2 separate regions of the Homo sapiens genome follow, and region 1 is linked to region 2. Evidence: chromatin loops called from intact Hi-C (ENCODE). Cell type or tissue: Calu3. All regions are shown on one strand. Each heading gives the region's core, and the rest is flanking DNA. Links, peaks and the distances in the headings are about the cores only.

The links. Peaks named below come from ENCODE experiments on the same cell type or tissue, not always from the same donor. Only the 100,000 strongest peaks of a DNase experiment are listed, where the experiment ranks them.
Region 1: it touches region 2 in a loop (3-fold over the local background); 23 of 110 quality-filtered maps call a loop at or near these places.

Annotation. Positions count from the first base shown.
Region 1 is chr3:188,158,640-188,171,424 of GRCh38, forward strand. The region is part of intron 1 of LPP (LIM domain containing preferred translocation partner in lipoma); the gene reads left to right. Among named protein-coding and RNA genes, the nearest start is that of LPP, 11 kb to the left of the region's middle. RefSeq lists an enhancer at 5,603-6,802. In Calu3, for the core only: no CTCF peak of the experiment used is centred there; DNase peaks (open chromatin) are centred at 5,962, 7,142 and 8,052.
Region 2 is chr3:188,214,143-188,226,927 of GRCh38, forward strand. LPP (LIM domain containing preferred translocation partner in lipoma) reads left to right here. Exons shown (of 12, transcript NM_001375462.1): 2 at 11,263-11,385. Among named protein-coding and RNA genes, the nearest start is that of FLJ42393, 42 kb to the left of the region's middle. In Calu3, for the core only: no CTCF peak of the experiment used is centred there; DNase peaks (open chromatin) are centred at 3,089 and 5,279.

The DNA.
Region 1 (12,785 bases), core at 1,608-9,607, 55 kb before region 2:
ACCACCTGTTATGTAATTATCATATTGATTCATTAAAGTAGGTTTTTTGATTACCAGTCTCATTTTGCAGATGAGAAAATGAATTTGGTGAAATAAGGTTACACAACTACCAGGAGGCATTCAAACTTCTGCCTCATTCTTATAGCCTCTTCACCACTCTTTTCTATGCCCACATGCATGAAAAGCTCAAATCGACATTGCTTGTCTGTGTTCTTCCCTGGAATTTAATTCAGCCCACATTCGTGGGGCCCTAGTGGGGTCACAATTGAGGATTCACATGGACAAACGGGCTTCTCAGTCCCACACTGGTGCTGTTCTAGCCCCTTTTTCTCTCTTAAGATGCTACCTTGGGTGTCGTCTCTCCCCAAACCTAACTGGAAAGGACTAAGCCTCTCTAGCAAATCATCTGCCTCTTTCAACAGAGCTCGCTTCCCCAGTCCCTTGTTGTGTTAAGAATGTGATTTATTCTTGTAGAGAGGCAGTTAGGGTCATAAAGTAACAGAGTGGGGAAGTGACAGTCTTGAACTCAGTCATTACCTTTGATCTCACGGCTCCGGTAACGGTGCTATATGTTCTCTGGTGCTGAACCATATAGCTTCTGCGTCCTCTAGGAAAGCTTTCTGGCTCAGGGCTCTGAGGGAACACCTACAATCCTTCCTATCACCTACCTGAGTCAGATGGGTCATCTACATTTTGGCCACTCACAGATAAAAGCATTAATAATCTGTTTATTGTGTTGTGAGAGGAGACAGACCCCAGGATGTTCAGTAGCTGTTTGGTGAATGAACAATGTTTATGGACACAAATAAGCATGCATCACCACTTCATCTTACATATTTGTGTGTCTGCCTCCTCTCCACTTTAAAATAAGCTGCTTGAGGATTGCAGTGATGTCTGCTTGTTGATGGCTGTATTCCCAATGCCCAGAAGAATGCCTGACACATGGTAGGCACTCCAGAAATACTTGCTTGATGAAGAGAGGGAGTAAAATAGTTCACTGCAGCCACAGGATAGCAATCATGGGGGAGCGGGACTGTTTTTACTGCCCCAGAACCTTGAGCCAGTTGTTGCTGGCACAGGTGGCATTGGGCAGTCCTGCCAGCAGAGTGAAGATTGAGGGACTGGGAGTGTAGAGCTGAGGGTTGTGAGATTAACTATGCCAAGGTTAATTGCAGTTGCAACTGCTCTTTCACTTTTCCCTCACACAGACAGGTGGTCTGGAACAGTCCTCTGTTTTCTTCTCTTTTGAGACAGAGTATTTTTTTGTTTGTTTGTTTGGTTTGTTTGTTTTGAGACACAGTCACACTTTGTCACACAAGCTGGAGTGCAGTGGCGCAATCTTGGCTCACTGCAACCTCCACCCCCTGGGTTCAAGTGATTCTCCTGCCTCAGCCTCCCAAGTAGCTGGGATTACAGGTGCCCGCCACCACTCCCGGCTAATTTTTGTATTTTTAATAGAGACGGAGTTTCACCATGTTGGCCAGGCGGTCTTGAACTCCTGACCTCGTGATCCACCTGCCTTGGTCTCCCAAAGTGCTGGGATTACAGGCGTGAGCCACCACGCTCAGCCTTGAGATGGAGTTTTACTCTTGTTGCCCAGGCTGTAGTGCAATGGCCCGATCTCGGCTCACTGCAACCTCCGCCTCCCAGGTTCCAGCGATTCTCCTACCTCAGCCTCCCAAGTAGCTGGGATTACAGGTGCCTGCTGGCACGCCTGGCTAATTTTTGTATTTTTGTGGAGATGGGGTTTCACCATGTTGGCCAGGCTGGTCTTGAACTCCTGACCTCAGGTGATCCGCTGGCCTTGGCCTCCCAAAGTGCTGGGATTACAGGAGTGAACCACTGTGCCCAGCCCTCTGTTTTCTTAATCCATGCCTTTTCTTATGCTGTTTTCTCTACCTGGAGTTTCCAGCCTTTCTGTCTCTGCCTGTTGTAAACCTGTGATTCTAGGATCAATATCAAAATCTACCTTGTGCCATGAAGCAATTTCCAGACTCCTTAACCCTTCCAACCCACACGTATCTGTGATCAGATACAACTCAATTTCATGTATTGAGTTCGGTACTTGTGTACAAAGTGATTACTGTATGCCAGGCAGAAATGCTAGATACTGGTTACAAAGAAAACTGAGATAGGCTCTGCCTTCCAGAGTCTTCCTTCTATCATAGGAAAGAAACTGAAAGAGAAGATGCTAAGGCTCTAATAAAGTAATGAGCAAAGGGCTAATGGGAACATGGAGAAAGGAGTGACCAATCATCTAGAAGAACTGGTGAATGCCTATGGAAAAGAAGACATTTGGTTGGGTTTTGAGAAGTGAATAGGAGTTTACATGGTGGATAGGAGTGGAAGAGCTTTCTAGCCATAGGGACCTTGGTGTATGTGCACAGGCCTGAGGCCTAAAAGTATTTGAGGAATATAAATGTGTGTTTGGAGATCACTGTGGGAGATGGGGCTGGCTAGGGAGGGTTAGTTGATAAAGAGCTGATGGGCCAAGCTAAGGATGATGGCAGAGGTGGGAGGGAGCAGGAAGGCTTTTATTATTATTATATTTTGAGCAAAGGAGGGCCTTGTTGGATCTGTATTTCAAAGAGCTCTGGTGGCAGACTGAGGGCAGGTTAAGACCAGAGGCAGAGTCCCAGCTTAGAAGGCTGCTGAAGTATTCCAGGACAGGAGAAATGGGCCTGTATCGGGTCAGCAGCGTACGGAGGGAAAAATGGATTCCAGAAACTGTTTGCTGCTAGAATAATATCAGGTAGCTTAATTCCTACTTTTGTCCTTCTAATTGTTTGACAGCTTATCCATCTTGGCTGGGGAAAAGAATTTTTTTAATGTACACCAAAGTTTGTAGTCAACAGGAGAAGCAGCAAGCTGCCAGCCAAGCATGGACTGGGGCCTTCTTGGCCAGAGTGAGCTGATCCCTTGTTATACAGATGAGGAAACTGAGGCCCCAGAAAAGGGACAGAGCTGCTCAATCACACCCTTGTCAGCTGAAGTGGAGTTGGGTCACAGCCTTTACTCCTAGGCCAGCCCTGTTTCCAGGTATTTTTCATTCTCAATTTCTGCTGTACCTCACACCTTCCTTCCCCACTCCACCCTCCACTAGGGGTTTCTCTGCTTTGGAGAATTTTAGGAGAGGATGTAACTTGGAAATTATGGTATCTTAGGCTTGAAACTTGCGCTTCATACTTAGAAAGCAATCAGATTAAGATGGTTCAGTTTGAGTGTGTGTGGTCTGGCGATTTATTTATGTAACTGCCATGGATGGCTGCCATTGATGCTTGTTTGTGAGAACCAAGCTATGCTTCCATGCTAATATCAAGGTTCCTTGCTTTTGACAGCTCCCTGCCCCTGCTCTCTACCATTCTCCATTAATATTTACTTATTTTTGCTTGCCTAGAAGTTTTTAGGCAATAGTTTTAGATCCATTACAAGGTAGATCCTCCTGTGTTTGTCTTCCCTATTGAACCTGCCCATCACAATGTATCTCACAGAAACCATGAGTATTTCATAGCCTTCATAGCACTTTTAATGTAGCAAATACATTTTATAATCATTTGTATTACTTTGTTCCCAAATATAATGCAAGAGACAAGTTGGCTAGATCAGTCTTATCTTGCAGATATTGGTCGGGAGTTCAAGGGTCATAAAACTTTCCTAACTGGGGTGCAGGGCCTTAAGTGGCAGAGTGAGAATCAAACCCCCCTCTCCAAAACTCCTGTCTTGTTCCTTAACTTTTGCAAATGAGCATAGTTGATGTGAACATCCCTGCAAGCCCTTTACACAGGTGAGAAGTAGTTATTATTATTTCACTAGTACTAATTAGTAGCATTAGGTGACTATATTCAAGGCTTTGGAAGGCAAGACTAAAAATCAGATTTGGGACAGGGAGTTCAAAGATCTGGGCTTCACCATACCGGATCATTTTGGCAATAGTGGTGATTTTTGGTGTAGGGAAAACAAAGACCTATGTTTGGGCTAACCACAAGCCCTGTGATCTTGAACAAGTTCTGGAACATCCCTGAGCCTAAATTACCTTTCAATGGAGATCCTGTGATCTATCACAATGCATTTGTGAGAATCAGGGGCATTTCTGTGATGGCGCTTTGTCAGTGGTAATGCAGTCTGTACATGTGTCCGATTCTGGGTGCCCAGCGGGGCATCTGGCACACAGTGATGACACCTTACTGTGCTTGTGGGGCTGAAAGGATTTAGACCTAGACAACTCCTAGTTCAAGTCCTCGTTGTGCTGTTTAATACAGGGTGCTCCCTTGGTGGTCACAGGCACTATTTGTTTTCTCCACGTATTCATTTTTAGATCTCTTATTAATGAGGTCACCACAGTTGAGTATAGTGTGCCCGCAAAAGTGGGATGAGTGCCACAGACATTCACGGGCATTTCCAGGTTGTGCGCTGATTTGTCACCAGTGGATGGCTGTGCAGTGTCCCTTCTTCCACTGCCACCATCCCACCTTCTCTTGGGTTTTGTTTGCACTGTTTGTATCTGTTACCCGTGGAGGGTCTGCTTCTACTGTTGTAATTGCTTGTGTTGTGACTTTGCATCATAGCTGGAGATCCCTCTGTAGTTCAAATGGAAAGCTGGTGTTGAAGGTGAAACCAGGTCTTCTTCAGAAACTTGTGTGGGAACCTTTCATGGGCTGGATAAGCATGAGGATCAGGACAGGGCAGGGTCACTGACCTTAAAGGAGGATGCTTTGACCTGCCTCCAGCATGCACCCTTCCTGCTGAAGCCATTGTTAGTGTCCCTTAATTACTCAGGCCACCACCCAGCAGCGCAACTGTCAACTTGCAGAGGACTTCAGTGGTATCAGTAGTGTTCCTTTTTACTCTCATAGGTGTCCTGATTCGGAGGATACGTTATATGGTCACCCTACTTATAGGTGAATATTGAGTGAGGTAGTGTAAATAATGTGCATAAGGCCAGGCATAAGGCAAGGACTCAACAAACATCCACTGTTTTTGTTAGAGGGGGTGCTAGGTGCTCAAGAAATGTCTGCTGAGTGGCCAGGCATGGTGGCTCACGCCTGTAGTCCCAGCACTTTGGGAGACTGAGTTGGGTGGATCACGTGAGGTCAGGAGTTTGAGACCAGCCTGGTCAACATGATTTAACCTCGTCTCTACTAAATATACAAAAAAAAAAAAAATTAGCCAGGTGTGGTAGTGGGCGCCTGTAATCCCAGCTACTCGGGAGGCTGAGGCAGGAGAATCGCTTGAACCCAGGAGGCTGAGGTTGCAGTGAGCCAGGATGGCACCACTGCACTCCAGCCTGGGCAATAGAGCAAGACTCTGTCTCCAAAAAAAAAAAAAAAAGTCTGCTGAATAAACTACATTTATAGAAGTGGAATTTAAGTTTGTTTGAAGGGTATGTCAAGATCGTAAGCACTTACTATTTATGAGGGTTGATAAAATCATGTTAATGTATATCTATAATATAAGAGAGTGCCGTGGGAGAGGCGCATGTGAAGGACTGATGGACTTGTGAATTGCTGGAGCCTTTTGGAAGTGCTGAGCCTTCAGTTAGACATTGAAGGATGGGAAGGCTTAGACCAGGATTCAGCAGGCAGCTGAATTGCTCTGGCTACTGAGAGTTAAGGAATAAGATTGGTTCTCTGTTCATGTGTGTACTTTAGCTGGGTCCCTGAATCTATTATTTTCCATCCAGTGGCCCATCTTGATAATGATCTCTAGCTGTAACCGTGGAAGCCTAATGCTCTACTAAACTCTGTGCCAAGAGGTCACAGTGGAAATTCATTTCCATTATGCAGAGTCATCTGCACTTGTACTTCCTAGTGAATTTCCACTGAAGATGGTTCTTGTTTAGTTCAAGGAAGAAAATAACTTGGTTGGCACCTGGAGCTTCTGTCTTGTTTGGTATGAAAACGAATCATTTTCAGGAAGTGCAATAAAGAGTTGCCACCCACAGGGCTGGGTGTGCCCTGACTCATGGGAAAGGCAAACTCTGCCCTGGCCAGGCAGGTAAGTGACACCTTTTCTTAGAATGAGGTGAAAGATAGGTCAGTGTTCCAGTAGGTGGTCATTGTCACCCTGGAAGTCTCTCTTCTTGGTCATAGTTTAATAGCTTTACCTGGAGAATATCTAGGGTTCCAGTAGTGACAGCTGGACAGGACCCTAAAGATAACATTCTTTCCATAAATTTGATACATTTGTGTATTCATTTGACATCGTGTATCAGGTGCATCTGTGAAAGAATTAGTGATATGTTACTCTGGGTTTCGACGATGGAAACGTGAATGCAGTGTGGTCTCTGCTTGCAAGAGGTCACATAAATCATCAAGACAGTATGTAGAAGTATATGCAAAAAATACCTGAAGGGGCTAGGTGCAGTAGCTCACATTGTAATCCCGGTACTTTGGGAGGCCGAGGCAGGAGGATCACTTGAGGCCCGGAGTTCAAGACCATCCTGGGTAATATAGCAAGATCCCATCTCTAAAAAAATAAAAATAAAAAAATTAGCCAGTGTGGTAGTGCATGCCTATAGTCCTAGCTGCTCAAGAGGCTGAGGCGGGAGGATCCCTTGAGCTCCAGAATTTGAGGCTGCAGTGAGCTATGATCATACCACTGCACTCCAGCTGGGGTTACAGAATAGACTCTGTCTGTCAGGAAAAAAAAAAAAGTCTGATGGCTCTAATTGGATGGTAACTCCCTAGGGACCTGGGGAAACTCAGATAAAGAGATTGTCATTTGATTGGGCATTGAAGGGTAAGTGGGAATTTGTTTGGTGGGATAGAGGATATTTAAGTGGGAGACATAACATGGATAGAGACATGGAGGTGAGAAAGTGCATGGTGCCTTGAAAAATTAGAGTCATGAAGGTGGACTGCATAGTAGAGAGGCTGTGGAGATGGGTTAGGGTCTACATTGAGAGAAACCTTTATTGCTGTACTGAGAAGTTGAGACTGCATTCTGAAAGGAGCATTGAGTAGATCAATGAGATGACTGGATCTGTGCCTTAAGAAAATAATCAGCTATAGTGTGCTAGACGGATTGAAGGCAAGGGTGCTAGAGACAGCAGGAGCTGTCTGAGCTGCTACAATAGCCCAGGCAAATGATAAAGCAAAACCGAATTAGGGTTGAGGCAGTCGATATGAGAGATGACTCACAGATAGAATAGAAGTCACAGAGTCTTCTCATTTTGCATAAGGGGAGACTCAGCACCTAAGAAAATTACACGTGCAAAGTTCACAGCCCTGGTCCCAGCGTAACACTGAGGTGATCTCGTCTGCCCAGTGTCTTAGACGGGTGACGGAACATACGGCTTTTGAGAGAACTGCTTGTCAAGGAAGATCTCCACCCTTTTTTATCTTGTAAGGATTCTGTGACATCTCTTAATTCTGAATGAGATGAGATGGCTCTTTCTGGAGTTACTGAATCTCTAATTGCTGGAGATATTCAAGCAGTGACTGACTGAACTGTTACCGTGAAAGTTCAGGCATTGGTTGAAAACTCCTCTGCGAGGTCTTTAAGACCTATCAACCCTGATTTTTTTTTTTCTTCTTTCTTCTTCTTCTTTCTTTTTGTTTTTTAAATTTAATTCCTGGGAAAAGAGACTTATAACAGTCTTATCTGGGAATGCTTTATCCATTTGGCTCCTCAGGATTATTTTAGACAAAAGGCAGAGAGAGTTAAAAATGGATGATTGAGCTCTAAGAATGGTGGCCTGTAGTTCATTCAGAGTAGTGATGGAACAACCATTTCGTTGCCAATAAATTAATGCTCACTCATGTGGGAGATATTGGTAGCTGGCTCAGCTTGCAGGATCCTGGTCAAAATGGACCATCCACATAGCATAATACTTATCTTGCTGTTGCCATTTCTTATAGGGCTTTATGGAAACATGTGTTTTCCTACAAATTACAGGTAAATCATACCAGTAGTCCTGCGGATGGTTATTATTATTGTCCAAGTTTAATCAGAAGCTTGAACCTGGGAAAGGTTAAATGATTTGCCCAGAACCCAAGCAAGTTAAACATTGAACCAGGACTTAAGTTTTCTATTATCGCAATGCCAGATTCTTCCTGTTCCCTGCCTGTGCAGATCTCTGAGTCCGGCTCTAGCTTTTGTTCATATTCATATCCACAGCATCTGCTGCAAATCCTGGGATGTTATAAATAATTTAATAAATGTTTATTGAATGAACATATGAATGAATGAATGAATGAATAATATATATGAAGTAATAAATGATGACTTGAGTTTTAAGAATAGCTTAAGAAATTAAAAAAACCACCACCACCTAATTGAGTACCTTCTTGGCACTTTGACTTTTCCTTATAGAGGTTACAGTTTTTGTGTCTTGCATTACGTGGTTATCGCTGAGGGATGTAGTAGAAACTACATGGATGGTTTGGAGAGTTAGAAGGTTTGGATTTAAATTATAGCTCTGCTAATTGTTAGCCATATAATCGTGTACTGGTTACTTAGCCTCTCTGAACTTCCAATTCCTCATCTCTAAAAGAGTGTAATAGTATCTTTCACATAACATGATTGTGGAAGGTATTCTATGGTCAGTGTAGTAAAGCCTCAAAGCCTGCCATGTTGGCCGGGCACGGTGGCTCAGGCCTGTAATCCTAGCACTTTGGGAGGCCGAGGCGGGCAGGTCACCTGAGGTCAGGAGCTCGAGACCAACCTAGCCAACAAAGCAAAATGCTGTCTCTACTAAAAATACAAAAATTAGCTGGGCATGGTGGCATGTGCCTTTAGTCCCAGCTACTTGGGAAGCTGAGGCAGTAGAATTGCTTGAACCCAGGAGGCAGAGGTTGCAGTGAGCTGAGATTGTGCCACCACTGTACTCTAGCCTGGGCAACGGAGCAAGACTCCACCACCACAAAACAAAACAAAACAAAACAAAACAAAACAAAACAAAGGCCTGCCATGCAGTGCCACTGAAAAATGTTATCTTTGTGTGTGTGTTGTTTTTTTTTTTTTTTAGGATTCTCTGTCAACCCATTAGCTAATAATGCACTCACTGTATTTTTCCTTTTATTTCTCCAAATTATGACCTATGGTAGACCCAGTGTTTGCTGACTGGCTAAATATGTTTTAAGTTCTTTCAGAGAAGAATTATAGCACAAAAGTCCCAACTATTTCTATGACTTTTCAGATCAGTTGCCAGTCAGCCTCCAGAAAGACTATTGACTTGCACAGTCATTAGCAGTATGTGAATCTACTTGTTTCTCTGTGCACTTACCAGGATTTAATTTTATAACTTGCATTTGTCTTTGCTAAATTAATATGTAAGAAATATCTTATTATTGTTTTAATTTGAATTTCTTTGATTACTAAAAAAATTTCCCAAGTAGTGGTTTATTGTTTGTGTTTCTCTTTATATGGATTGTCATATGACAATATTTAGAAATAGTCTGGGCTGAAGACGCTTGATATAAAAGGGCTAAAAATGTTTAATGTTTTGAGCTGCTTAAATTTATTTATTTGTGCATTCATTCATTCTCTCAGTCTTTATTGAGCTACCTACTCCGTGCCAGGCACGTGCTGCACATACTATGAAGAAAAAAATAAATGAATGAAAACAGTGACTTCCAACCTCTTCATTTAACATGTGTGATAGTTGAAGTCTAGAAAAGTGAGGTTAATTACCCAGGGCCGTACAGCTTGTTCAGTAGCAGAGCCAACCATTTATTTGAACAGTAATGATTTTAAATGTTTTGTGTCCATAGCCTTTTAAACCATGGCGACATCCTGGAAATTTCAGTATTGTGATGTTAAAGAACATCTCTAAACTGTGTCTACGTTGAAAAATCAGAGTCCTGATTTTTGGTTTAGAAAACATGGTCACCTGGTTCTTCAGTTGTAAATATAATTCCTTCCTAGACCTCTCTAATGCTTAAGTCTAAATTCATTCTTAAATGAATAAACTTAATATTAAAATAAGATCAGGAAGTAAATCCCAAGCCAAGCATTTCAGACCAGTTGTGAACCTCTTTTGACATGTTTTTGGTAAATGAGAAGAACTGATGACATATTTCCCTATCAAATAAAATAGACAATTTAGATTTAATAAGGCAGTTATCTTCAGGTAATAAAAATTCAACTAACTTGCCATAACTATCTTGTTTAAAGTCAATTAAGAGCCTCATATTTCTCACTTGCTGGGTAAAATTTAATAGAACTTCAGTTAAGCATTTATTGCTTATTTAATTCAAAATTAAGTTAATCACCACAGTTGGTAACAACCACTGAGTATTTAATTAACATTCAGCAAACTATCTTATTAAGTCTAAATTAGATACAGACAAGTCTTGTTTATCCCCATCAGTTTGCAAACACCACCTCCCCCACCTCCCATCCCAAGGGGCCTTTGGTTTTCCTACAGTTTTCCTTTTTTGATTCATCATTTTTATTTTCTTCTACTTAAGACTTCACTTGGGTGAAAGAGGAGAAGAGGCAGCAGTCCATCATGTTATAGAAACTTTGGGCTCGTAGTATAACTGAGAAACTTTTTCAATCTTTTCTTTTTTCTTCAATCCTATTCTATTAACATTTCGTTTTTCAAAAGGTATTGAGCACATTCTCTGTGAGAGGCTTCTTTTAAACCCTAAGGAAGCTATAAAAGAGGTCATTCTGACATATTTGGTTTTATTTTCTCATCCTAGAAATGAGAGGATTGGGTTTAGTTTATCCGTGTAACACGTATTATTGGCTTGCAGTGTGTAAGGCACTTAGCTGAGTGTTTGGATACACCTTGATTCAGACAAGGCCCCTGCTCTTAAAGAGGACACAGACCAGTGTGAAAGCTGCAAAGTTCAGCTGTAGGAACATGAAGGTCCTTTAGAATGCTGTGATTCTGTAAGACAGTATTTCCCAAAGTGTTAAGGCTGTTTTATTAAGAAAAGGGTCCTGTAGCCAAGTAAGTTTGGAAAAGTCCAAGTTAAACAAAATTAAGGAAATTTCAGTATTGTGTATCTTTACCATGGGATTTTGAGACTTTAATAAACGAATGCGCATTCTGACCTCCCGGAAGGTTTGTTTCCCAAAGTTATTTGATCATAGAACCCCTGCACCCCACTACTACCCTTTGTACCAGAGCATTTCCTGGGTTCAGTGATGTAATATGCTTTGGGGAAAGCTGCTGTGGGCCGTGGACCCTGGCCACGAACCTCCCACAGCCCAGAAGGGGTACTCAGACATTCACCCTAGTAACTATGATACAGGGTCAGAATTCTACTTTGTCTGAAAGTTGTGCACATAGAGTGGGTGATTTTAGACATAGAGTCTTTTAACTGGAGTGGAGGGTATGTAACCAGGACAGCCTTTCCTCATGGAGGAGCGCTGGGTCTAGCGGGAGATAGACTGTGTAGGCAGAGAGGCCTGGAGGGTTGCCAGAGCATCATCGGGAACAGAATAACAGTGAAATTCTGACATGGCTGATTTGGTGGAGACTCCCTAACACATTGATATAATGTAGACCAATTTTTATTATAGCCTGAATATGGAGAGGTAAGAGGCAATGAATTTTTTGGCGCAGAACTTTCTGCCTTCGGCTTTGTTCCAACTGCGTGACTGCCCATCTGCAGAAGTGATTGTTGATTCACGTCTGTAAGACATTTTCATTCTCATGCTTTGTTTGGGGCAGAGCCTCTGCCTTGTGAATCACTCTTATGAGAGGGAGTCTCAGTTTCTTTTCTTTTCTTTTCTTTTTTTTTTTTTTTTTTTGAGAGGGAGTCTCGCTCTATTGCCCAGGCTGGAGTGCAGTGGTATGATTTCGGCTGACTGCAACCTCCGCCTCCCAGGCTCAAGCAATTCCACTGCCTCAGCCTCCTGAGTAGCTGGGATTACAGGTGTGTCCCACCATGCCCAGCTAATTTTTTTGTATTTTTAGTAGAGATGGGGTTTCACCACGTTGGCCAGGCTGGTCTCAAACTTCCAACCTTGTGATCTGCCCGCCTCGATCTCACAAAGTGCTGAGATTACAGGTGTGAGCCACCATGCCCAGCCGAGGGAGTCTCAGCTTCTTCATCAACAGCATCATTCTAGTCAGTCTAGTTTCCGTTTACCTTGTCATCTACCACTTCCTCCAACTTACCTTCCCCCCAGCTTCTCTTATTCTGGTGAATCACCTGTGTCTTCATTTTTCATTCTTATTCATCTGAATCATCTTCTTCATCTAAGGCAAGGTACCCTTTTATATCTTCCTGGAAAGACATCTACTTCATTTAAAATAATGCTACCAATTTCCTCCCCTCTGGTAGCAACCAGCAGATGGAACATGCTAGATGAGGTAGAGGATAATCTACAAATCTGGTCTGCCATATCATGGGAGATTTCACGTAACAGTGAATTCTTTCAGAGCCTCTCAGCAATACCTTCCTTGTTTTTCATATCTGTATCAAAAGGAACACTGGCAAACCTGGGTTGTATTTCTCATTCCATTTTGGGCTTGAATTTTTCTGAGTCTGAGTCTCAGTTTATCTGTGTATGAAACGTTAGGGTTACGCTATGTGTACTCTCAGGGCCTTTTAACTAGAAAATGTTGAATTTGAATGTTTACTAAGTCAACACAAGCTGCAGTCACCCTGGATTGCTTGATCCTCCATGTACTTTTGAGCCTGGCAGTATGAGGAAACTCCTGCAGTGAGCATAGTTCATGCCTACACAAAGTAGGCATTCCATGAATATTGGTTCTCTTCCATCCTGACTGCTTCTGGATTCATTTTCTTTTTATTGCCATTGCTTTTTAGTCACCCAAGCTTATCTCTTTCTTGTCTACACCCTCAATGCTGTAAATCTTC
Region 2 (12,785 bases), core at 1,533-9,532:
TTTAGACAGAGTCTTGCTCTATCGCCCAGGCTGGCTGGAGTGCAATGGCGCGATCTCGGCTCACTGCAACCTCCGCCTCCTGGGTTCAAGCGATTCTCCTGCCTCAGCCTCCTGAGTAACTGGGATTACAGGCATGCACCACTAGGCCTGGCTAATTTTTGTATTTTTAGTAGAGACAGGGTTTCACCACGTTGGCCAGGCTGGTCTCAAACTCCTGACCTCAGGTGATCTGCCTGCCTTGGCCTCCCAAAGTGCTGGGATTACAGGCATGAGCTGCTGCACCTGGCCTCGGATCAACTTGAGGGCCTTATTTTCCAGTGCAGGGAAGATGGTAGAAATATGTTTTGGGGAAGCATTTTATTACCAGTGGCATTAGGTGGCAGATGTAATAGAGCAGAGGAAGTGCTCTGAGACCTATGTTTGTTCTGGCCAGTTTTAAAGAGAGGGGAAGCGACTCTCTAATCTGCTTTGAAGCAAGTGGGAGGAGGGAAGTTGCACAGGACTCCCAGGAACCTGTACACAATCTGTCTCCTTCTGTGACCAGCTGAGGCTGGGTGGTGACTGTAAGCCCTGTTCATGAGACAGGAGGAGAGAGCCTTGAAGAAGGAAAGCCTGGGGTGTTTTTCTGTGGTGCTGAGGGACAGGGACAGTAAGAGGTTGGAGTAAATAATACCAGTATGAATACTAATACTCTGAATAAGGACAGCTGACAAGCATTGGTTGCTTAATGGGTGCCAAGCACAGGGCTAAACACTTTACCTAAATTATTGTGGCACTATAGCTGCCTTTGAGTAGGAACTATTTTTTAAAATATTATTTTTAATTTTGGTGTAATACATATAAAATTTGCCATCTTGATGGTTTTTAAGAGTACAGTTCAAGCCTGGGCATGGTGGCTCACGCCTGTAATCCCAGCACTTTGAGAGGCCGAGGTGGGCAGATCACTTGAGCCCAGGAATTCAAGTCCAGCTTGGCCAACGTGATGAATCCCCACCTCTACTAAAAATACAAACATTAGCTGGGCCTGGTTGCATGCACCTGTGGTCCCAGCTACTCAGAAGGTGGGGATGGGAGGATTGCTTGAATCCAGGGAGTGGAGGTTGCAGTGAGCCAAGATTGCCCCACTGCACTTTAACCTGGATGACAGATCGAGACCCTGTCTCAGAAAAAGAAAAAAAAAAAAGAGTACAGTTCAGCAGTGTTAAATACATTCATATTGCTGTGTAATCAGTCTCCAGGCCTCTTTCATCTTGCAATCTGAAACTTTGTACCTATAAGCAACAGCTACCCATTTTCCTCTCCTCCAGCCCCTGGCATCCTCCATTCTACTTTCTTTCTCTATGAATGTGACTACTCTAGGTTCTGTATCTAAGTGGAATCATACCGTATTTGTCTTTTTGTGACTGGCTTATTTCACTAAGCGTAGTGTCCTTAAGGTTCATCCATGTTGTAGCATGGGTCAGAATTTCTCCTTTTTAAGGGTGAATTATATTCTGTGGTAATGAATATACCACATTTTGTCTATCCATTTAGGTACTATTTTTTAACCTCCATGTTATAGAAGAACAGCAACCAGAGACTTCAAAGGGTTAATTAAGTAAGTGGCCCAAAGTCACATAGTCAGTAGTGGAGACTAATTTTACCTAAGAATGGCATGTGATCAGGAGTAAGCAGATATTGGATTCTAATTGGCAAGAGTGTGACAAATCAGGGTGCTTCTCAACTGGATGGTGACACCTCCTTACACCTTGCTATGGCATTTCAATAAAGCAAGTGTTCCAAAGGGCTGTACGCAGCTATGCTTCCTTTCTTTTGTATTGGGCTCTAGGAAGCCCATAGCTAAATTTAAAGCTCACCTCTAGCAAATGGTATGAGACATCCAGCTCTTATTTTTTGTATCCCTTTCTCCTTTCTTTGCTTTATTTTCTCCTCTCCTTACCCACTTTCTCACTTAAATCATGAACTATTAGCATCTTTTGTCAGGTACCTCAGATCATTTCTGGAACAAGGCAGAATATATAGATATGTGGCATGATATCTAATATTTTAGTAATTATTAAGTCTGTGGAATAGTAGGCCAAAACTGGCCATGATTTTTCTGACTTGACTCTGCTCGTCTTCTTCTTCTTCCTTTTTTTTTTTTTTTTTTGATGGAGTCTCACTCTCTTGCCTAGACTGGAGTGCAGGGCGTGATCTTGGCTCACTGCAACCTCTGCTTCATGGGTTCAAGCCATTCTCCTGCCTCAGCCTCCCGAGTAGCTAGGACTACAGGCACTTGCCACTACACCCCACTAATTTTTGTATTTTTAGTAGAGACGGGGTTTCACCATGTTGACCAGGCTGGTTTTCAACTCCTGACCTCAGGTGATCTGCCTGCTTCAGCCTCCCAAAGTGATGGGATTACAGGCATGAGCCACCACACCCCACCTAACTCTGCTCATAATGCAATGTTTCATCTGGGCAATGCCCTGCCCCTTTCTGAGTCTCACTTTTCTCACCTGAAAGAGGAGGTTACTGTTGATGACAGTGAACATTTAGGCTGTGCTGAGTTTTACACTAAGCATCCTGTCTCTAACTCTCCCAACACTCCCACAAGGCAGGTGCTATTATCCCCATTTTACTTTTGAGAAAATTAAGGCCTAAAGAAGTGAGAAAGCTTGTCCAAACCGCTATAGCTCTTGGGCAAAGGCATTAGTGACCAATGTGTATTTGACTCCAAAGCCCAGGATGTTAGCCACAGTGCAGGGCTACTATCCTTTTATACAATCTGTCAGGCTTCTTCCATCCGTGGCATGTATTCATCTAATTTTATTAAATCTTTATTGAGTTTCCACTTAGGTGCCTTGCACTGTTCTGGGCATTATCCCAGTACTCGATTTAGAGCAAAGAGTAAGACACACACAACAACGATCTCTTGGTGCTTACACGCTGCTGCAGGTGTGTGAAGGAGGCAGATAAAGGAACACTTAAACAAGAGGGACTGATAAGTAACCCAAGGGAGGAGTCACAAAGGGCATTCTGACTGTGAGTGAGTGGGGAAGGACTCTGGGAGGTTATGTTTAAGCTGAGATCTGAGTGACAAGGAGGCCACCTTGTAGAAGTTGGGGGAAGAGCACTGCAGGCAGTGGAGACGGTCAATGCAAAGGTCAAGGCTGTGAAGTGGGAAGGAGTTTGTGTTTGAGGAACAGAAGGAGACTGATGTGCTGGCAGGATGTGGGCTGCAGGGGAAGAAGCAGGAGAAAAGAATAGGGTCTAGCAGGTGGTGGTAAGTGAGAGACCTGAGCTTCTTAGACCTGAGTCCAGATGTGATGGGTTATGTGTTACAGGCATCTTTCCAGCTGCTGTGGAGGGAACCTGATAGTAAAAGGGAGTCAAGGGTAGAAGCAAGAAGGTTAGGCTAGACTTTTACCGTAATTCAGGTGTGATGTGGTGGTAACTTTGACTAGGGCATAGAAGTTGGGCAGGAGAGGTAAGTTTGGGGCATGTTTGGGAGTGATCGTCTATAGGATCTCAAGTGTGATTTCCTTCAGAGAAATGCTGAGCTAAATGGGCAGGAATCTGGGATACTCAGAGGGAAATGAAAATAGGTGCCCTAGGGGGTTGCCCAGATAAGCAGCTGGCGTTCCAAGACCAAAGAGTATCTGTTTCTCACCCCTCTCCCATTTAGTTTCTAACCTTGAGCTTTGGGCCAGTGCACAGAGGATGGTGGCTTCCTGCCTTTGGCTTCCCAGCTGAGAGCTGTTGGAACGCCCCAAAATAAGCCCTGCAGAACGTGCAGCTTCCTTTGCTCTCCCTGGGTATTTTTGTAAAACATTCTTTCCCACCAAGAATGAGGAACGTTCAGAGTGATGCTGACTTTATGGGCTGTATTTAACATGTTGTTTTTTCATGGTGTTGTCTGTTCATGCAGAGATTTCTGTCTCCTGTAAACTCCCTGGTAAGGAATCTTCAATCTCCATGTGAGATGGGTCTGGAAGGCTCAGTGGGAGCCCAGAAGAGCTGGGGTTTGAAAGCCTCTCCTTGTCTTGAGGACTGGACTGCGGTCCAAGGGCACCTACCAGCCCTCTTTTTTCATTTACATTTGAATTCACAGTTGCTGCCCTTTGGCAGTTCCCTGTAATTCCTTTTAACAGGCTGGGCTTTCCTGCAGATACTTCATTTTTCAGGTCTTGGAGAAGTTAGGTAGTGGCTGAATCAGGTAGAGAATCCAAAATTCTGACCAAGCCCCATCCTCTAGCCACCAGGCCAAAGCAACTTAGCTTGTGACCTCATCCTCCTGTGTATCCCCTGGCAATCTTATACTATAATCAGCCTAAGCCCAGAGATGCTCAGAAATCATACACTAAGTCATCTAAAACTCATTTCTGAGGCTTTCTCATGCGCCCCTCTTGCAGTCTGTAGTTACCAGGTTTTCAAATAATTAGCATAATCTCTTAAAAACAGTGTTTTGTTATTGCTCATTCAAGTTTCTTCTAAAATTTCTTTTATATTACCTATTCATTGAGTTGACAAACATTTATTGAGTTCTTACTGTATGCCAGGCATTGTGCTAGGTGCTGGGGATTGATTCAAAGATAATTTGGAGGCGTATGGAAGGGGAGTGGATAATTACAGCACAGTGAGATAAGTGCTATAATAGGGGGATATATAAAGAGCCAGAAATAGCACTATGAATAACATCTTTGAACAAATTGCCTTCTTTTTTCCTTTTGGATTATTCCCTTATGTATATTGCCCAAAGTGGGATTACTGGGTCATTTAAAAGATGAAAACAATTTGGCACAAAAAGATGTAATGACTTGCCTGGGGAATACAGCTCAATTTTCAACAGAGAAAGAAAAAATTGTTGACAAATCCAGATTTAGATCACTTTACCAGGAAGATGGGGCAGTTTTTATACTACCCTTTCAACATGGTGGCTTTTAGGGGCGGGGTGGGGGGGATTTATTCTAAACATGTTAGCCTGCGTGTAGGAATCACACGTCCTCATATTTAATCTCACAACTTGATTGTTCTCACAAGAACCTAGCTGTATACATATTATCGTTTCCATTTTACAAATGAAGAAACTGCACCCTTGATAAAAGGAAGTAAGTTGCTCAAAATTCCATAGTTAATAAGTGTAGAATCCAAGGGTCAAGCACAGTTCCTTTTATTCTTTGACTCTATCCTGTTCCCCATGCTGTGTTTACCAATTGAGGGTACCTGTGCTCTAGCCGGGGCCCGGAATTTAATATTTAATGAGTCACGGAGGCTCTTAAGATGATGGTCAGGCTCTATGAAATAGGTGTAGATTTTCTTACCTCTGAAGTCATAGCCAGGGAACAATGTCTTTCTGTATATTGACCTGAAAGGACCCAAGGGCGCATTATTCCTGACCCTGGCTCAGGTGCTGAAAGGCTATTTGCATAGCCCTACTGTTAGAGCACAGAATCCCAAGTAAAGCTGAAACCATGCCACAGTTTTGCTGTGAAACATTTATTACTTTTCTAGTACTTAACAGTATTAAGTAAAAACTCCTGCCCCTGGTATCCAGGACCTGTCATAAATGGACACCAACATCGGTCCACTGTGGGTCCATGTGGGTCCTTGATGCTCCTGCTTACATATCTTTAAATCAAACACATTTCCTACCAACCCCCAGATATATCTTGCACTTTCTCACCTTCATGCCTTAGCACATGCCTTTCCTTTAGCCTGAGATAACCTCTCCAATCTTCATTCATAGAACTCCCAATCCTCCTGTAAACTTCTGCACAGACGCCATCTTGGGAAGGGAATAATCCTTGATCACCACCTGCTCTCCCATCCATTAGAAGTGATCTCTGTGTTCTCTGTTCTGCTAACTCAACCACAGTTAGCTGTGAGGCAATAGAGTACAAATGTATGCTGCATATGAGCATGGGATATGGATTTGAATCCCGGCTGTGATACTTCCTCACTGTCAGTTAACTTGCTTGAGCCTGAGTTTTCCCATCTGCCAGATGGGTGTGATACAATAGGTGCTCCCCCTGAAACCCACCATGTTGACAGGAGTAGTATAAAAATGGTCTGATTCTCCCGGTGAGGTCACGTAAATCTGGAATCGTCAACAATTTTCCTTTCCTTTGTTGTCATGACTTTTTTTTATGACATCACCTCATGTCATGTCACCGTGTGGTATGAAAATTTGCATTGTTACCTGTGCTTCTTCTGTGGCACTTGTCCTCCCTTACTTGATGTCTTATCTCTCCTTCTAGACTGGGAGCTCTTCAAGGGCAGGGAGGGCATTGCATCTTTGAAGGCCTTGACATATGGATACTGCTACAAAGTTTCCTTTAAGGGAAAGGAGGATTCCATACAACCTAAGTGGTGACATCAGCACAGGCTCATTACTAATCTCATGTCACGAGGTTTCAGGCCTGGCTGAGAACTCTGTGAGCTCTGTGATGTTGAGCTTCAGGCACATAGAGTACAAGCTGGGTAGGCCTCTGGCTCCTGCTTAAGAGACAGCAGAAAGGCTGGATGGAGCCTGTCTCCAGACCAGCTTCTTCTGATTCAAGGAGTTGGGTGGGACTGGCAGTTCACTGAAGGCAGAGTGGTAGTCCTGCTTGGAACGTGAAACTTTGTTTCTTTCCTGGGCCTTCCAGTGGGTCTGTTATGTTGGTGAGAGTTTCAGACCTAGAGGAAAGGGTCACTGAAGGTATGGGTTAAGAGCAACTCTGAAAGCCACCTGCCCCCCGACTTCTCTGTGAGTGGGGCCACAGGGAGAAGATCCCTTCATAGGTAGCTCCCCTACCCTTGCTATGCTTGGAAACTGACCATGGAAAGGGATTCATTTCTTAAAGGGATAGGGCTACCATTTAACTTTCTATTGTGTCACTTCCCGAAACGCAACACCTATGGCTTAAGATCCAAGTGCTTTAGAACATGAGATACAAGGTCTTCCAGGCTCTGGCTGCCACATCCCTTTCCAGGCGTGTGTCCCACCACATTCCTCTGCATCCTCTGTCACTGGCCTCACCAGATTAGTCACTTTCTCTGAGAACACCCTGAACTCATCCTTCTCAAGGCCTTTGCACATTGTGTTCCCTGAGCCTATTTTTCTCCTCCTCATCCGTGGAAATCCTCTTGGGTGTTCAGGCATCGTTTAGAAGTCACATCATCTGCAGAGAACTTTTAGACCCTCAAAAGGACGTTGCATGTACTCGTGCTTTTCTACACTTTTCATTCTGTCTTTTGTGTTCCAGTGTGTCCCCCATTGAGGCTCTTCGACACCCCTAGGCATGTCCAACTCAGCACCTACACCTGCTAGGTCCACACACTGTGTTATCCAAGACAGAAGGTGTTAGCAAACCTCTCTTTGGTGCGCCCCTGAATGCAGAACATGTGACATTCTGTTAACTAACAGTTGTGCCAGAGTGGTTTCCATAGCCCATACTGGGGTTCCCATGATTTGTTTGATCATGAGCCCGGCCATTCGAATTGTTTTTGAATTGGTCTGATATCAGCTAGTTAATTGTTAACCCTTTTCAGGTTTGTTTCCCACATACCAGTAGATGTCTGCTTAGTGCCAGGGTTCTGAGCTTTTTATTTCACTTAAGAATATAATAGCAAGGTAGAATTCAGGAAAGATTTACTTGCTGTTAATGTGAACTTTTAAAAAAATAGTTTGAAATGTAGGCTTTGTTTTTATCCCAAAGCTCCATGAAATATGAAAATAGCAGGAGTTTTAAAGGTATATTTCCACCTCTAGAGGAAGAACTGTCCATATTATAGTTGTAATTATAAATTAATAAAGCCTGTGTCATGAAACTTGATTTTGAACGCCTGTGTTCAAATCCTGGCTTTACCACTTACTAGCCTAGAGATATTGGATGAGTGTCTAACTTCTCCGTTCCTCAGTTTCTTCAGTGTTCAATTGGGAAATTTTTCTTATGGTTGATGGAAAGTTTAAATAAGGTCTTGGATATGAAACTGGGATTTTATTAGTGTGTGTGTTTCAAAATGTGGATTTGGAGGCCATTTAAAAATAGCATTTCCAAAAAGTTTGCTTTTAAAGCAAAGTACTTAGATATATAAATTTTTATGAATTTTTTTTCAAATGATAAAATAAATGAGTTTACAGTCAGGAGACATACAGTATCTAACAAACTTAGGGAATATGCTTGGCTTACAAGACGTGGTTTTAGTCCACATAAATTAGAATCACAGAACTATAGGCTTTGAGAAATTATAAAAGCCTTGGAAGGGGTGAACGTGAATTAGTGCATATTGTGTGCAGGCTTTGTGCCATACGTGCTAGATATGGGATCCCAGGAAATGGTTGCATACACCTTGTTGGGTAGATGATATTAACCCTGTTTTGCAGACAGAGAAACCTGAGCTTTGAGAAAATCCTTTACACAAGTCCAATATCAAAGTCTGGAACTTCAAACTGCACTCCTGATGGCTTCTAGAAATCCTTTCCATTTACAGATATGACAAGACTTGCTTTCACATTGTTGATTTTTTTTTTATCCTCTCTTTCTCTGTCTCTGGGGGCAGCACTAATTCAGGGCCAGATAGAACTGTGAAAATCTGCAGTGTTGATGTCACATAACTTGTTTAATGAATCTAGATTAGTGTCTTGACTTTTCCTGCCAAGAATCTGCTCATAAAGTGTCTTGTTTTGAGCTCCTTTAACTGTACTCATTCATCAGCCTTTACTTATTTTCTTCTCTTTTGGAGAGATACTTGCCATTGCCCATAATGTTTGAGGTCAGGAGTATATTTGAAGAGGGCTTTATATTTTCTTAAAAAAAATACAGGTGGAAAATCAAGTTTATCAGCTATTTCATACCATCTTCTTCTGCCATTTATGGGCAACATGTGGAAGAGGTGGCAGGGAGCTGGGAGTTTGGAATAATGTGTCTCATCTTGAATTTGTCGCTGACCAGGGAAAATACTCAAGGCCAACTCCATCATTCCCTTTTGGGAATTCGGTGCTTCAGCTGTAAAGAGTGAGGGCACTACTAGGTGATTCCTAAGATTTAAAATTCTGCATGTTTTGTGGTGTCAAAACCATCAATTTCTGGTGAGCTGCGTGATCCTGCAGCTGTTTCTCTGATACTTTTCAATCTTTAGATTTAATCTATTCAACAATGTATAATTTTTTAAAGGGAAGCTTTTATAGATACTTCTGAACTATAACCGGGTGGGGGGGATAAATGGATGTTAAAAAATAGAAAACAACCAATTAAATAGTATATAGCATGTAATTCTCCTTGGAAACTTACCACGAAATTGAGAAGCACTTTAACAACTGGTAATTTAAATTGCGTTTGAACTCTGCTAATGGTTTGTTTGCATGGGAACTTCAATCATTTCACAGTGGTTCTTTAGCAAAGCTGCTTGTTCTCTTTATGGAAAATAAGAAAAAATTATTAAAAGAGAAGTTGGCTATGGAAAATGGAGACCACTTTCATTTGTGCCTGGAGGGAAGCTGGAGAGTGTGAGTGAGACTCCCTCAGGGCCAAGGGTGGAGAGCTCTTCCTTTCAGTGAAGTTTAAAAATCTGGGAAGTCAGATGCCCTTTGCTGCTGTTGTAGAAACTGTTGTGATTTGTATCTCTCTCTGCAAGGAGAAGCTTTGGTTTTATGCAGCTTGCGGGTGAGGGTAGGGACAACCTTTTTCGTTTGTTTTATGAAATTGCATTGTTCACAGGTCTAATGTTGGCTTCCTAACAACCCATTTCTCAGTAAGTTTGAAATTATGCCTCTCTCTCCTTTCAGTGGAAATGGCTTTCAGAATTCCAATGTCCTTGAAGACCACTAGGTCTCAGGAAACTCCTTGCTTTTCTGGGCTGATAGTGATTATACTCCATTTTGCCTACTTAATTTCTGTCTGCTGTTGAGGTTACTGGGAGAGCGTTGAAATAGGTGTTCGAGGCCTGGATTTGTAAGTCCTGGTTTGGCTCTAGGTGTGACTCATGTGACCAAGCACAAGTCCCTCTGCCCAGTGTGTTTTGTTGTCCTTTGTCAAAGCAAGCAGTCACTTGATCCAGTGGATCAAGTGGCTCCTGAAGAGGTCACCTCCTTACCCAGGCCACCGGGTTCTCTTGTCAGTTGGAAAAGTTGAGGTGGGTCATTTAAAAAATCCCTCCCAACTTTGAACTTGGAATTGTTTTGTACACAAAACAATTGTATGATTGGCTAGGTAATGTTTACAGTGACAACAATGAAATGGGCATGGTAGTTTCTCGTATGTGGATTTCTCCTGCATACATGAAAGACAAGTTTTATAACAGCCCTTGCCTTGGGATACTTGTCTGTTGGCATACATACTGTGTAATCATTAGCAAAACAATAATAGTTGCTAATGAAATAAAACCTGTAATAAGGGCTGTATTAGGCTATTCTAGCATTGCCATAAAGAAATAGCTGAGGCTCGGTAATCTATAAGAAAGAAGGTGTAATTGGGTCATGGTTCTGCAGTCTGTATAAGCATGGCACTGGCATCTGCTTGGCTTCTGGGAAGACCTCAGGGAGCTTTTACTCATGGCTGAAGGCAAAGGAGGAGCAGGTGTCTCAGATGGCAAAAGCAGGAGCAAGAGAGGGAGTAGGCAGAGGAGTTGCCACACACTTTTAAATGACCAGATATCATGAGAACACACTCGTGATCGTGAGGACAGCACCAAGAGGATGGTGCTAAACCATTCATGAGAAATCCGCCCCCATCATCCAATCACCTCTGCAGGCCCCACCTCCAACAGCAGGTATTACAACTCAACATGAAATTCAGAGGGGACACATATCCAAATGATATCAAGGACGGCTTACTGGGAAATGTCAAGATTGTTTATCCCTCTGCTGCTCACTGATTCTCACTTTTCAGGCAAGGAAACTAAAGTTCAAAGAACATTAGGTCCTATAGTTAGAAATTTGTCTCCAAACTCATATTCCTTTTCTTTTTTTATTTGGTATAGTTTAGGTTTATCTGTTAATTTTTTTCTTCCCTACAATTTGAGTATCTAACTGACTTGCCTCTTTCACCTCCATTATTAAGATGAAGCTGTTTTCCCAGGAGAACTAGGAGAGCTGAGATATGAACACTGAGGCATCAGCATTCTCTTTCCCCATCATTCTGAGTCAAATTAGTGAAATAAGAGTGCCAGGATCTGACTAGGAGTTTAGGAGGTATAGAAGTAAACCACGGCCCAGTCAGAGACTTTATAAGCCTGGGAATTTCTGAAGCTGGTTAAGACCCTAGAGATACATAAGCAACACCCTTCTGTTTTTCATAGGTGGGAACTTTGAGGCTCAGAGACAGAGCAGAAGACAGAACCTGGTCTTCTGATTCCCTGTGTTCTGCTTTTTTCATTGTTCCACTGGACGCTCATCAGAGGGAAGATCTTTTTCCTCAATTGGTGAGTCCCGCACACAAAAAGAACACATTTGCCTTTTAAAATCAATGTATATGTTTTAATGAGTTTTAAACATCAGTGTTTTCCACTTAAAGTATGGGCATCAGTAACTAGGATGCATTAAGAATAAGAGAAGAACTGAAATGCCCTTCCTTCTTTCTTGAGTTGCTTTTATGGCAATAGACAATATATAACCATGCTAATAAAATGTGTGGCAAAGCAAAGGCAGAGCTCAGCTCTTGGAAGGTGGTAGCATTGAACTTGGAGGAAAATTTGGAGTAACGATGATTTCAGGTTGCCAGCAATTGTATTGCCTCCTTCTTTCTCATTTGGCATGGAAGAAAGTGTTCATGAAATGGAAAGACCAAAATGAAAATGTCACTGAACAGTGTTTGGGCATTTACAAGGAAAGAAAGCAGTATTATTGAGTGTCTCTTGTTTGCCCTTGTGCAAAGTGCTGCTTCTTTTGTGATCTCATTTCATTTTATGTATTTATTTTTTTGAGATGGAGTCTTGCTCTGTTGCCCATTCTGGGGTGCAGTGGTGCCATCTTGGCTCACTGCAACCTCCACCTCCCAGGTTCAAGCGATTCTCCTGCCTCAGCCTCCCGAGCAGCTGGGACTACAGGCACATACCACCATGCCTGGCTAATTTTTGTATTTTCAGTAGAGATGGGGTTTCACCATGATGGCCAGGCTGGTCTTGAACTCCTGACCTCAGGTAATCCACCCGCCTCAGCCTCCCAAATTGCTGGGATTATAGGTGTGAGCCACTGCGCCCAGCCTCATTTTATTTCTATAACAACCCTTTGGGGCAGAGCAGGCTAAATTTGCTTAGGCAAAGGGTGTGAGCCTTTGTTTTAAAGGGCCTGCCAGAGCTCCACCAGGATGTGAGGTGCAAATCCTGTTATGTGCTCAGAAAGGAGAATTGTGACCAGGTAAGGTAAACTTTCCCTTGTGTTTTGGTGTACCTCTGTACTTAATGGGTAGAGTAGAACATTATGTTCTAAAAAATCGGGGTGGTAAAAAGAATCAACAGTGTGGAATACCCTGGGCTCTAAGGAAAGCTGAGGAAATTAGTAAGGGAATTCTGGGTGCGACTTCCACTTAGGATCCTGATTCGATGGTCCCCATTGGCTGAGGCCAATTCATATATGCCCCCAGCATTGGCTTTGTACTGAGTAATTAATACACCTTGACATATTTGTGGTGTAGTTTTCCAAAACAGAGATGATGCCATTGTGATTGAAAAAAAACTAACTTCATTTAAAAGTGTGACTGAGTTTATAGATGTGTTTTGTCTCTCTGTCTTTTCTTAATCAGTGTATCTTAAAAGTACAACTGACTGTGTGCCTATTGATCTATATTACATAAAAGGCTGGAAACCACTGGTTTGATGCTTAA